2 separate regions of the Homo sapiens genome follow, and region 2 is linked to region 1. A link is a loop called in an ENCODE intact Hi-C map of the cell type or tissue named here. Cell type or tissue: PC-9. All regions are shown on one strand. Each heading gives the region's core, and the rest is flanking DNA. Links, peaks and the distances in the headings are about the cores only.

Region 1 (5,384 bases), core at 162-5,161:
GTCCTTGATTAGCTGGGTGAGTCCAGCGTAACCTCCTTATAAGAGAAGGAGGAACCCGGGTGTGGTGGCACATTCCTGTAATCCCAGCTACGCAGGAGGCTGAGGCAGGAGAATTGCTTGAACCCGGGAAGGCGGAGGTTGCAGTGAGCTGAGATCGCGCTATTGCACTCCAGCCTGGGCAACAAGAGCGAAACTCCATCTCAAAAAATAAATAAATAGAGAGAGAGAGAGAGAAGGAGAGTTAGACTCAGAGAAGGAGATGAGATGGCAGAAGTGAGGTCAGAGTCATAGACAGAAATTTGAAGATGCTTCACTGCTGGCTGTGAAGACGGAAGAAGCGGACATGAGCCAAGAAATGCAAGAAGTCTCTGGAACCTGGAAAAAGCAGGGAAAGGGTCTCCCCTGCAGCCTTTAAAAGGAAAGCAGTTCTGCTGACACTTTGACTTTAGCCTAATGAAGGCCGTTTTGGATTTCTGACTTCCAGAGATATCGTAATAAACTTGTGTTGTTTTCAGTCACTAAATGTGTGCTATTTTGTTGCAGCGGCAATAAGAAACTAATACCTCTAAGTGGCAGAGAGTCAAAGATGAAAAAGACACATTCCTCCTGTGGGCATTTGTTTAAAAAATATTTATCGGGTTGCTCAAAGTCGCATGATAGCTGATGCTTATCAGCCACCCATTATGTGTCAGGCAGGATGTTAGGTGCTTTGCATCCGTTTCTCCAATCCTCAGACCCATCCTAGTATACATACTGCTGACATTTATTAAACACCATGCACCAGACACAGTCTTAAACACTTAACATGTATTATCATATTTCATTCTTATAGCCCTGAGATAGATCATAATCACTCTCATTTTACACAAGTGGAAACAGGCGAAGGGAAGCTGAAAGTAGTTTCTCAGGGTCAAATTGCTAAAAGTGATTAAAATTTTAGCTTGCCTGCCTCCAGAACCTGCTCTGTATTTTCCCCATTTTCCAGATGAGTAAATTAAGGCTCAGAAAGGTTAAATAACTTGGCAAAGCCAAAACTGATTCATCATCTGCTGACCATCCACCAGACCGACTTTCTCCTGACTCTCCCTGTACGCCCTCTCCACTAGCCCAGAGCCTTCTGATTCTAGTCTGAAGCTTGTTCGGAAAACCTTGTATTCAGCCTGGACGATGTAGCAAGACCCCATATCTAAAAAAATAAAAAAATTTAAAAAAAAAACCCTGGTATGATGGCATGCACCTGTAGTGCCAGCTACTTGGGAGGCTGAGGCAGGAGGGTCACTTGAACCTAGGAGTTTGTGGCTACAATGAACCATGATCACACCACTGCACTCCAGCCTGGGCTATAGAACAAGACCGTGTCTCAGAAAAAGAAAAAAAAAGAAAGGAAGGAAGGAAACCTTGTGTGTTGTAATGACTAGGTCTCTCATAGACTGATTTTGAAGTTGACCGGCTCTTGGTACAGAAATGTGCGGGCAGGGTATCCCAGGCTGGATGGCCTGAGTCCTCCCTGCTGTCTTCAGCTCCCTTTAAGCTGTGGTTAAGATGCCCATTTCACTGCATGAGACAGTGACAGGACAGAATGAGCACAGCGATTTTATTCACTCATTTAAACAGCCGTGAAACACGTATTCATTATTTACGGCTCCTGAGAACTGCTACACTTCCCTACTTTTCAACGACATAAAGAGAGCTGGTTTCTTGCTGGAACTGTACCTACAAAGAACACACATTCAGGGCAGGGCTGGGTCCATCTTGTTCATCCTATCCCGGAGCCCAGCACTGCACCTGGACTACAGTAAGAAGTTCCATCACTGTTCTTGACTGATTTATGTAGCTCCATTAACACCATTGAGATCACTAATGGTTGCTCATGGGGCCTGCTGGGAAACCACGCAGGTAATTTCACTGTTTTGCCTATAATTGGGTTTGTCCCTTAGCTATCAAACTATGGCAGTCTTCAGTGTCTCAAATGTCTGGTTTCGTTGTTGCTGTTTTGAGACGGAGTCTCACTCTGTCATCCAGGCTGGAGTGCAGTGGTGCAATCTCAGCTCACTGCAACCTCTGCCTCCCAGGTCCAAGTGATTCTCCTGCCTCAGCCTCCCGAGTACTGGAACTACAGGCGTGCACCACCATGCCCAGCTAATTTTTGTATTTTTAGTAGAGACGGGGTTTCACCATGTTGACCAGGCTGATCTTGAACTCCTGACCTCAAGTGATCCACCTGTCTCTGCCTCCCAAAGTTCTGAGATTACAGGTGTGAGCCACCACACCTAGGCTTTTGGTTTTTTTGAGACACGGTCTCACTCTGTCACCCAAGCTGGAGGGCAGTGGCATAATCACAGCTCACTACAGCCTTGACTTCCTAGGTTCAGGCAGTCCTCCCACCTCAGCCTCCCGAGTAGCTGGGACTACAGGTGCGTGCCACCACACCTGGCTAATTTGGTTTATTTTTTTGTAAAGACAGGGTCTCGCTATGTTGTTCAGGCTTTTCTCAAACTCCTGGACTCAGGACTTGCTCCCACCTCAGCCTCCCAAAGAGCTGAGATTACAGGAGTGAGTCACCACATCCTGCCTCTGTGTCTCAAATGTCAAACAGCTAGCTACCTCAAGGTATGACAGGAATATTTTTTTTTTTTTGAGACGGAGTCTCGCTCTTTTGCCCAGGACAGAGTGCAGTGGCGCAATCTCGGCTCACCGTGCCCGCCCCAGGAATATTTTTAAAGTTGGTCACTGTTCATGAAGTCCTTTCTCATGACTTGATACATCATCTCTGTGCCAGCCAAACAAACCTGTTTGCAACTATGCTCCTGGCTTTCACTCGTGGCTTCTTTGTCCTTCTGCACAAATCGTATTTCCACATTGAATGTGTGGACGAAAGAAAAGAAAAAACAAGTTTTTAATGAATTAAAGTTAGTTTTATTCAGAAGTCTTACTGAGGACTGTGGACTGAGGCCTATAGCTCTGGAGGAGTCTTTCAGAGAGGAGATTTTGTCAGAAATCTCCCAACCAGTGTTTTAGCTCACAGCTTATATACAGGAGGGGGGAGTTTATGATGACAGATCACATCCAACGTACTCAGAAGTTATTATATTGGTGCAAATGTAATTGTGGTTTTTGCTATTAAAAGTAATTACTTTGAAGCAGAATCACAACAAGGTTGAGGTATAAGAGTCCATCTAGTTATAGATTACAAAAACATAGTCACTAAACTCATCAGAAGTTATCTTATGTTGGCCAGTCACAGTGGCCTACAATCCCAGCACTCTGGGAAGCTGAGGTGGGTGGATCACTTGAGGTCAGGAGTTCGAGACCCGCCTGGCCAACATGGTGAAACCCCCGTCTCTACTAAAAATATACAAAAAAAATTAGCCGGGTGTGGTGTTGTGTGCCTGTAATCCCAGGTACTCAGGAGGCTGAGGCAGAAGAATCGCTTGAACCCAGGAGAGGTTGCAGCGAGCCGAGATCAAGCTACTGCACTCCAGCATGGGCAACAGAGTAAGACTCTGTCTCAAAATGAAAAAAAAAAAAAGTTATCTTATGTTTAAGGAAAGACAAGGACAAGGGTCATTTATCTTTAAGGAATATGGTGACCCAAGTAAGAGACACAGACGGCCATATGCTCTGTCCTGTTTTGTCTTTAAAGCATCCCTCCAGAGATCTGCACGTCACCACAGAGCCAGGTGCTTGGTGAAATTATGCTGGCAAGCAGAAATGAGCAGATATGGCTTCTGTTTGCTACTTCGTCTCACAAATGCTTTTTACTTTCTCTGTACCAATTCACACTCCTCCTGTCTATCTCCTCCTGGATTATCACCATCCTAAGCAGGTGATCCTGGAAGTCACATTCCCTCTGTTCTTACGTGTGTGCTGGATTGCCAAGGTAAGATTATGTCCATCAAGGCTTGTATTTATGCATCCTGTGTGTCCTCAGGAAAATCACAAGCCTTGGGATGGTAGAAATCATAAAATCATACATTCTATTTCTTTCCTATCAAATCCCTGCCAGGACACTTATTAGTATAGATATTAATTCAGTTTTCAGTAAGTATGTAATAAATGGTTCTAACTGAGTTTCTTCTTTTATACAGGTAGAAAGAGCAGACTTTGATTTTAGTCCTGGCTCTGTCTTGAACTACCTGAGTGGTATTAGCCGGGACACTTCACTCCTGCCCACATGCCTCTCAATTATAAAATGAGGAGAAAGGCCAAGCACGGAGACTCATGCCTATAATCCCAGCACTTCATGAGGCCAAGACAAGAAGATCACTGGAGTAAGGAGTTCGAGACCAGCCTAAGCAACATAGCAAGACCCACATCTCTACAAAAAATTTTAAAATTAGCTGGGTATGGTGGTGCACAATTGTGGTCCAGTAGAATGCTCAGTAGATGTTAGCTATCATCATCATCTTTATTATTATTAGGGCTTTATTAATTATTATTACTATTGGCTCTTAAATCAACATGATTTTTGCCACATTGCCCAGGCTGGTCTCAAACTCCTATCCTCAGGCATTCTACCCGCTTTGGCCTCCCGAAGTGCTAGGACTACAGGTGTGAGCCACTGCACCCGGAACCCGGGTATATATTGAAAAGGATGAATAGTTGTGAGCTTGGGCAAGTTGCTTAATCTCTCAATGCCTCGGTTCCTCACCCAAGATGAATAATGATCCCTACCTCATAGGGTTCTTATGAGGATTCAGGCAATTAGACCCAGACTGGCTACTTAGTAAGCACTCAGTAGATGTTAGCTATCATCATCATCTTGATTATTATTAGGGCTTTATTAATTATTATTATTTTTTTTATGAGAGAGTCTTGCTCTGTCGCCCAAGCTGGAGTGCAGTGGCACAATCTTGGCTCACTGCAACCTCCGCCTCCCAGGTTCAAGTAATTCTCCTGGCTTAGCCTCCCAAGTAGCTGGGATTACAAGCGCCCACCACCATGCCCAGCGAATTTTTTGTATTTTTAGTAGAGACGGGGTTTCACCATGTTGGCCAGGCTGGTCTCGAATTCCTGACCTCAGGCGATCCGCCCATCTCGGCCTCCCAAAGTGCTGGGATTACAGGCATGAGCCACCACGCCCAGCCAATTATTATTATTATAGGCTGTCAAGCCAATTCCCAGTAGTACTCTTACCTACATGAGGATGGAAGCTCTGGCAGGACAGGGAGGTAAGCTCACGTTAGAGCCAGTCTACCTGCTGGGAAGCAGAGAAGCTCAGGCTGCCGCCTGCCAGTATTTTTAGCAGCGATGGTGAATCACGAGCAGTTAGTGTCAGAAAGACTAAAAATTGAAATAGCTTCTAACACCTCGACAGTATTTTTACCACACTGTTTTATCTAGGCATTAAAAATATACATGGTTTTAATTATATCTTGCTTTGC
Region 2 (5,384 bases), core at 334-5,333, 53 kb after region 1:
CCATGCTGTGTGCAGCCTAGGGACTTGGGGCCCTGTGTCCCAGCTGCTCCAGCCATGACTGAAAGGGGTCAATGTACAGCTTGGGCTGTGGCTTTAGAGGTTGGAAGTCCCAAGCCTTGGCAGCTTCCATGTGGTGTTGAGCCTGTGCATGCACAGAAGTCAAGAATTGAGGTTTGGGAACCTCTGCCTAGATTTCAGAAGATATATGGAAACCCCTGATGCCCAGGCAGAAGTTTGCTGCAGGGGTGGGGCCTTCATGAAGAACCTCTGCTAGGGAAGTGTAGAAGCGAAATATCAGGTCAGAGGCCCCACGCAGACTCCCTACTGGGACATTGCCTACTGGAGCTGTGAGAAGAGGGCCACTGTCCTCCAGACCCCAGAATGGTAAATTGGTACCATTTACCATTGTCCACTGACAGCTTGCACCATGCACCTGGAAAAGCCACAGACACTCAATGCCAGCCCATGAAAGCAGCCAGGAGGGAGGCTGTACCCTACAAAGCCACAGGGGCAGGGCTGCCCAAGACCATGGGAACCCACCTCTTACATCAGCGTGACCTGGAGTCAAAGGAGATCATTTTTTGGAGCTTTAAAATTTGACTTCCCCACTGGATTTTGGACTTGCATGGGGCCTGTAACCCTTTTGTTTTGGCCAATTTCTCCCACTTGGAGCAGCTGTATTTACCCAATACCTGTACCCCCATTGTATCTAGGAAGTAACTAGCTTGCTTTTGATTTTACAGACTCATAGGCAGAAAGGACTTGCCTTGTCTCAGATGAGACTTTGGACTGTGGACTTTGGGTTAATGCTGAAATAAGACTTTGGGGGACTGTTGGGAAGGCATGGTTGGTTTTGAAATGTGAGGACATGAGATTTGGAGGGGCCGGGGTGGGATGAGATGGTTTGGCTGTGTCCCCACCCAAATCTCAACTTGAATTTATCTCCCAGAGTTCCCCTGTGTTATGGGAGGGACCCAGGGGAAGGTAATTGAATCATGGGGGCCAGTCTTTCCCATGCTATTCTCATGATAGTGAATAAGTCTCACGAGATCTGATGGGTTTATCAGGGGTTTCCGCTTTTGCTTCTTCCTCATTTCCTCCTGCCACTACCATGTAAGAAGTGCCTTTCACCTCCTGCCATGATTGTGAAGCCTCATTGGCCATGTGGAAGTGTAAGTCCAATTAAACCTCTTTTTCTTCCCAGTCTAGGGTATGTCTTTATCAGCAGTATGAAAACAGACTAATACACCCCATCTCTACAAAAAATACAAAAATTAGCCAGATGTGATGGTGCATGCCTGTAGTCCCAGCTACTCAGGAGGCTGAGGTGGGAGGATCACTTGAGCCCAGGAGGCGGAGGTTGCAGTAAACTGAGATCATGACACTGCACTCCAGCCTGGGTGACAGGCTGTCTCAAAAAAAAAAAAAAAAAAAACCCTGTCTCAAAAAAAAAAAGAAAAGAAAGAAAAAAAGAAAGAAAAGAAAAGAAACGTTAGATAAATATTAGCCTTGTCAGGTGATAGATCATGATTAATAGTTTATACAGCTTGTTTGTAAGCTATAAACAAGTATTTAATTGTGTAAAAGTAATCTTCAAATTTTTACTCTGTAAAATATCAAATACACATAATCTATTCAGACTTAGAATGTAGGTGTTTATAAAAATCATATATAGTTCTGAGCCTTTACTTCATCCAACAGATAAAAGTTTTAAGAAATATAAGAATTGCTGAGCTATGTACAAAGACTCTGAGAAAACAGAACACAAATGCTCCTGAACTAGCACTTGGATGAGATCAAATGGACTTCGAGACTGAAATGAAATTCCACAATACCAAAGACAGAGAATGATGAAGAAAGGGAAGAACAAATGAAAATTACAGGAATAATTAAACACCCTAGGACTGATCTAATAGAAGTAATGAATGTGATAACTAACAAGCAATGATCCATGTGGAGGAATATAACTCATGAAATATGCCTTACAACTGTGAGCCCTGCAATGACCCTGGGTCCTGTTCTCATACCATGCATACCTCTCATTCCACGGGACACAAATTTGCCTTTCACATTAGAATGAAGACTATTTCCTATATGCTCAGCCTTTTCAGTGGCCATCAGCAAGGCACAGGGACAGGTCACTTGTATTTTCCAAAACCTTCCTTTCTTCCTAGACAACAATATATTATTCTCTGAAAGCTTGTTCATTGGCCTCATTAAATGCTGTATTTGAGAACAAGATTTTCACATATGTTTAGAATAAAATATACAAGATTTTCACGTGTGTTTAGAAACAAGATCTGTAAATATAATTGATTATGAATAATTATTAAGATCTGCTGAAATGGGGGGTGTCACGAGGATGACGGCCACATTTTTACGGTTTGCTGTATGTTAGAGTCACTTGCCTGCTCTTTTTCTCTGTTGAGCAAGAAGCTCCATGAGGGCAGAGGCTTGTTTTACTTACCTGCGTCCCTTCTGCAGAGCCTTCAGCATGACGGGACTTTCACAATTATTAACCTTAATGCCTCAATTAGAGGCATTTGTGTCTCTCTGGTGCAAATGCCTCTAATCAATCAATCACTTTCATTACTCTCTCTGGTGTGTTTTGAAGATGGATTTTTAAAAAGATTCACTCATGCATCTCTTAACTGATTTCTTTCTTCTTTCCCGGGGAGTTCAACAGCTAAACAGATAAACTGTTTCCGTTTGTGGTTTGAGTCCTGTTTTCTCTATGATTTCCTCCAAAAGAAAGAGCAATAAGTAAAACAGGGCAAACATGAGCTGTGTCAACATAGCAAAACACCTGCAGAACAACAACTCCAAGCTGACAAAGACTTATGCAACTGTTTAATGGTTTGTCCTGGATCCAACAGTAAGATTTTCCTGACAGTAACTCTCTCCCTGCCAAAGAGGCCATAACCCTTGAATCTGGTAGAGAAATTGGAGAGTATAATACTGTACTGTTGCTTCTGGCAGTGACAGAGTGAAATATGTGGTTGGAGTTTTTTTTTTTTAAAAAAGATATATGTAGATTAGCACACAAGGCAGAAAACAATAAAGATAACAACCAAAACATCTAAAATATATAGGCTTTTGACTAGGCGCGGTGGCTCATGCCTGTAATCCCAGCACTTTGGGAGGCCAAGGCGGGTGGATTGTTTGAGGACAGGAGTTAGACACTACCGTGGTGAAACCCCATCTCTACTAAAAATGCAAAAATTAGCCGGGTGTGATGGCATGTGCCTGTAATCCCAGCTTCTTGGGAGGCTGAGGCTTGAGAATCACTTGAACTCGGGAGGCAGAGGTTGCAGTGAGCTGAGATCGCACCATTGCACTCCAGCCTGGGCGACAGAGCAAGACTTTGTCTCAAAAAATAAAATAAAATAAAATAAAACAAAATATCTAGGATTTCACATTTGCAAAGCAGTTTTACATACATTATGTTAGTCCCTTCACCCCTATGCACATATATATAACAAACCTTAGGGTGTCTGTAATTTTCTTCATTGTACAGATAAGGAAAAGGGTTCCGAGCAATGGAAATATTTACTCAGGGTCATAAAATAATATTTCTCTTTGATATTTTCAACTCTTATGCATTAATCAACTAATTCAATTTATGAAATATATACGATTATTGACTTTTAGTAGAGCCATTCCTGAGCTTTGACACAATGTTTAAAACTCATTAAAGTGACTTCTGGTTTAAACGTATATAAAGTGTCTCCCAATTGTCCACTAAAATAGCTATGAAACTACAGAAAAAAAGAAGAAAAATTAACACAAGGAAAATTAAGACATATACAACTTATCAGAATCTGGGGTGAGTCTTTATTAACTGAAAATTAGATTTGGCAAACATTAATGGGAAATTTTGAACACTTATTCTGTGCCAAGTACCTTGCTAGGTACTAGGAATACACAGTGGACAAATACCATCATGCTATTGGCCTTTACAGAGCTTACGGTCTAACTTGACTGAGAAAATCACTCAGACATTGCTTCACAGTATACCTAACTCGCCTGAAAAGATGTAGGAGCACTTTTTTTTATCAGCCCTGTTATTCTTGCATTCAGAGATTCTGCAGCAATTGGAATATTGGGCAGAGAGTATATTGCTCATAGATCCCAAATTATGTGGCAGCCACAGCACTGATTCACTGATTATTCTTCTTCTTCTTTTTTTTTTTTTCTGCCAGCACCTGATCTTGGATGCCTGGCTAACTGTTTTTAGAGATGAGGTCTTGCTATGCTGCCCAGGCTGGTCCTGAACTGCTGGCCTCAAGTGATCCTCCCTCCTCAGCCTCCCAAGGTATTGGGATTAAAGGTGTGAGCCACTGTGCCCAGCCTGATTCTTTCTTCTTATTCTTCACCTCACTCTCCCATCCCCCCATATCTTTCTATATTGTTACATTAACTAGGACAGTAGATGTAAAATCCTTAGCATAATCTTTGAGTCAGAATATGTTCCTATTAATGTTAGCCAATTTCATTATCAGTTTTTACAATTCAGAGGTAACAACCAAAGACTGATTGGGCAGAAAGTAGTGCTCTGGAAGGCTGGTGGTAGTATATTGCAGGTATAGACTCCATGCATAAAGTTTCAAAGGCAGAGGGTCAAAACTGGAAGAATCCCAATAGGGGTGCTGTATCAGTCAGGGTTCCTCAGAGAAACAGAACCAATAGTGTATTAGTCCATTCCCACACGGCTATAAAGAACTACATGAGACTGGGTAATTTATGAAGAAAAGAGGTTTAATTGACTCATAGTTCTACAGGCTGTACAGGAGGCATGGCTGGGGAGGCCTCAGGAAACTTACAATCATGGCAGAAGGCAAAGGGGAAACCGGCACATCTTACATGGCCAGAGCAGGAGGAAGAGAGAGAGTGAAGGGGGAAGTGCTAGACACTTTCAAACAACCAGATCTCGTAAGAACTCCATCATGAGACAGCACTGGAGGATGATGCTAAACCATTAGAAACCATCCCCATGATCCAATCACCTCCCGCCAGGCCCCTCCACCAACACTGGGAATTACAATTTGACATGAGATTTGAGTGGGGACACAGAGCCAAACCACATCAAATAGGATGTGTACAAAAAAAGATTTATTATAAGGAATTGGCTTATGCAATTATGGAGGCTGACAAGTCCCAAAGTTGGCCGTCAGCAAGCTGGAGACCCAGGAGAGCCAATGGTGTATGGAGTTCCAGTCCCAAAGCCAAACAGGCTTAAGACACAGGAAGAGTACATGTTTCAATTCAAGTCCGAAGGCAGGGAAAAAAACAATGTCACAGCTTGAATGCAGTCAAGCAGAAGGAGTTTTCTATTACCCAGCCTTTTTGTTCTATTCAGGCCTTCAACAGATTGGATAATGGCC

What was found. Peaks named below come from ENCODE experiments on the same cell type or tissue, not always from the same donor. Only the 100,000 strongest peaks of a DNase experiment are listed, where the experiment ranks them.
Region 2: it touches region 1 in a loop (5-fold over the local background); 1 of 110 quality-filtered maps calls a loop at or near these places.

The regions. Positions count from the first base shown.
Region 1 is chr10:24,812,356-24,817,739 of GRCh38, reverse strand. No RefSeq gene overlaps it. Among named protein-coding and RNA genes, the nearest start is that of ARHGAP21, 91 kb to the right of the region's middle. In PC-9, for the core only: no CTCF peak of the experiment used is centred there; a DNase peak (open chromatin) is centred at 2,669; H3K27ac peaks cover 2,229 bases.
Region 2 is chr10:24,759,789-24,765,172 of GRCh38, reverse strand. The region is part of intron 2 of LOC105376456 (a long non-coding RNA gene); the gene reads left to right. Among named protein-coding and RNA genes, the nearest start is that of ARHGAP21, 39 kb to the right of the region's middle. RefSeq lists an enhancer at 1,784-2,336 and a silencer at 2,626-2,826. In PC-9, for the core only: no CTCF peak of the experiment used is centred there; DNase peaks (open chromatin) are centred at 2,052 and 2,782; H3K27ac peaks cover 711 bases.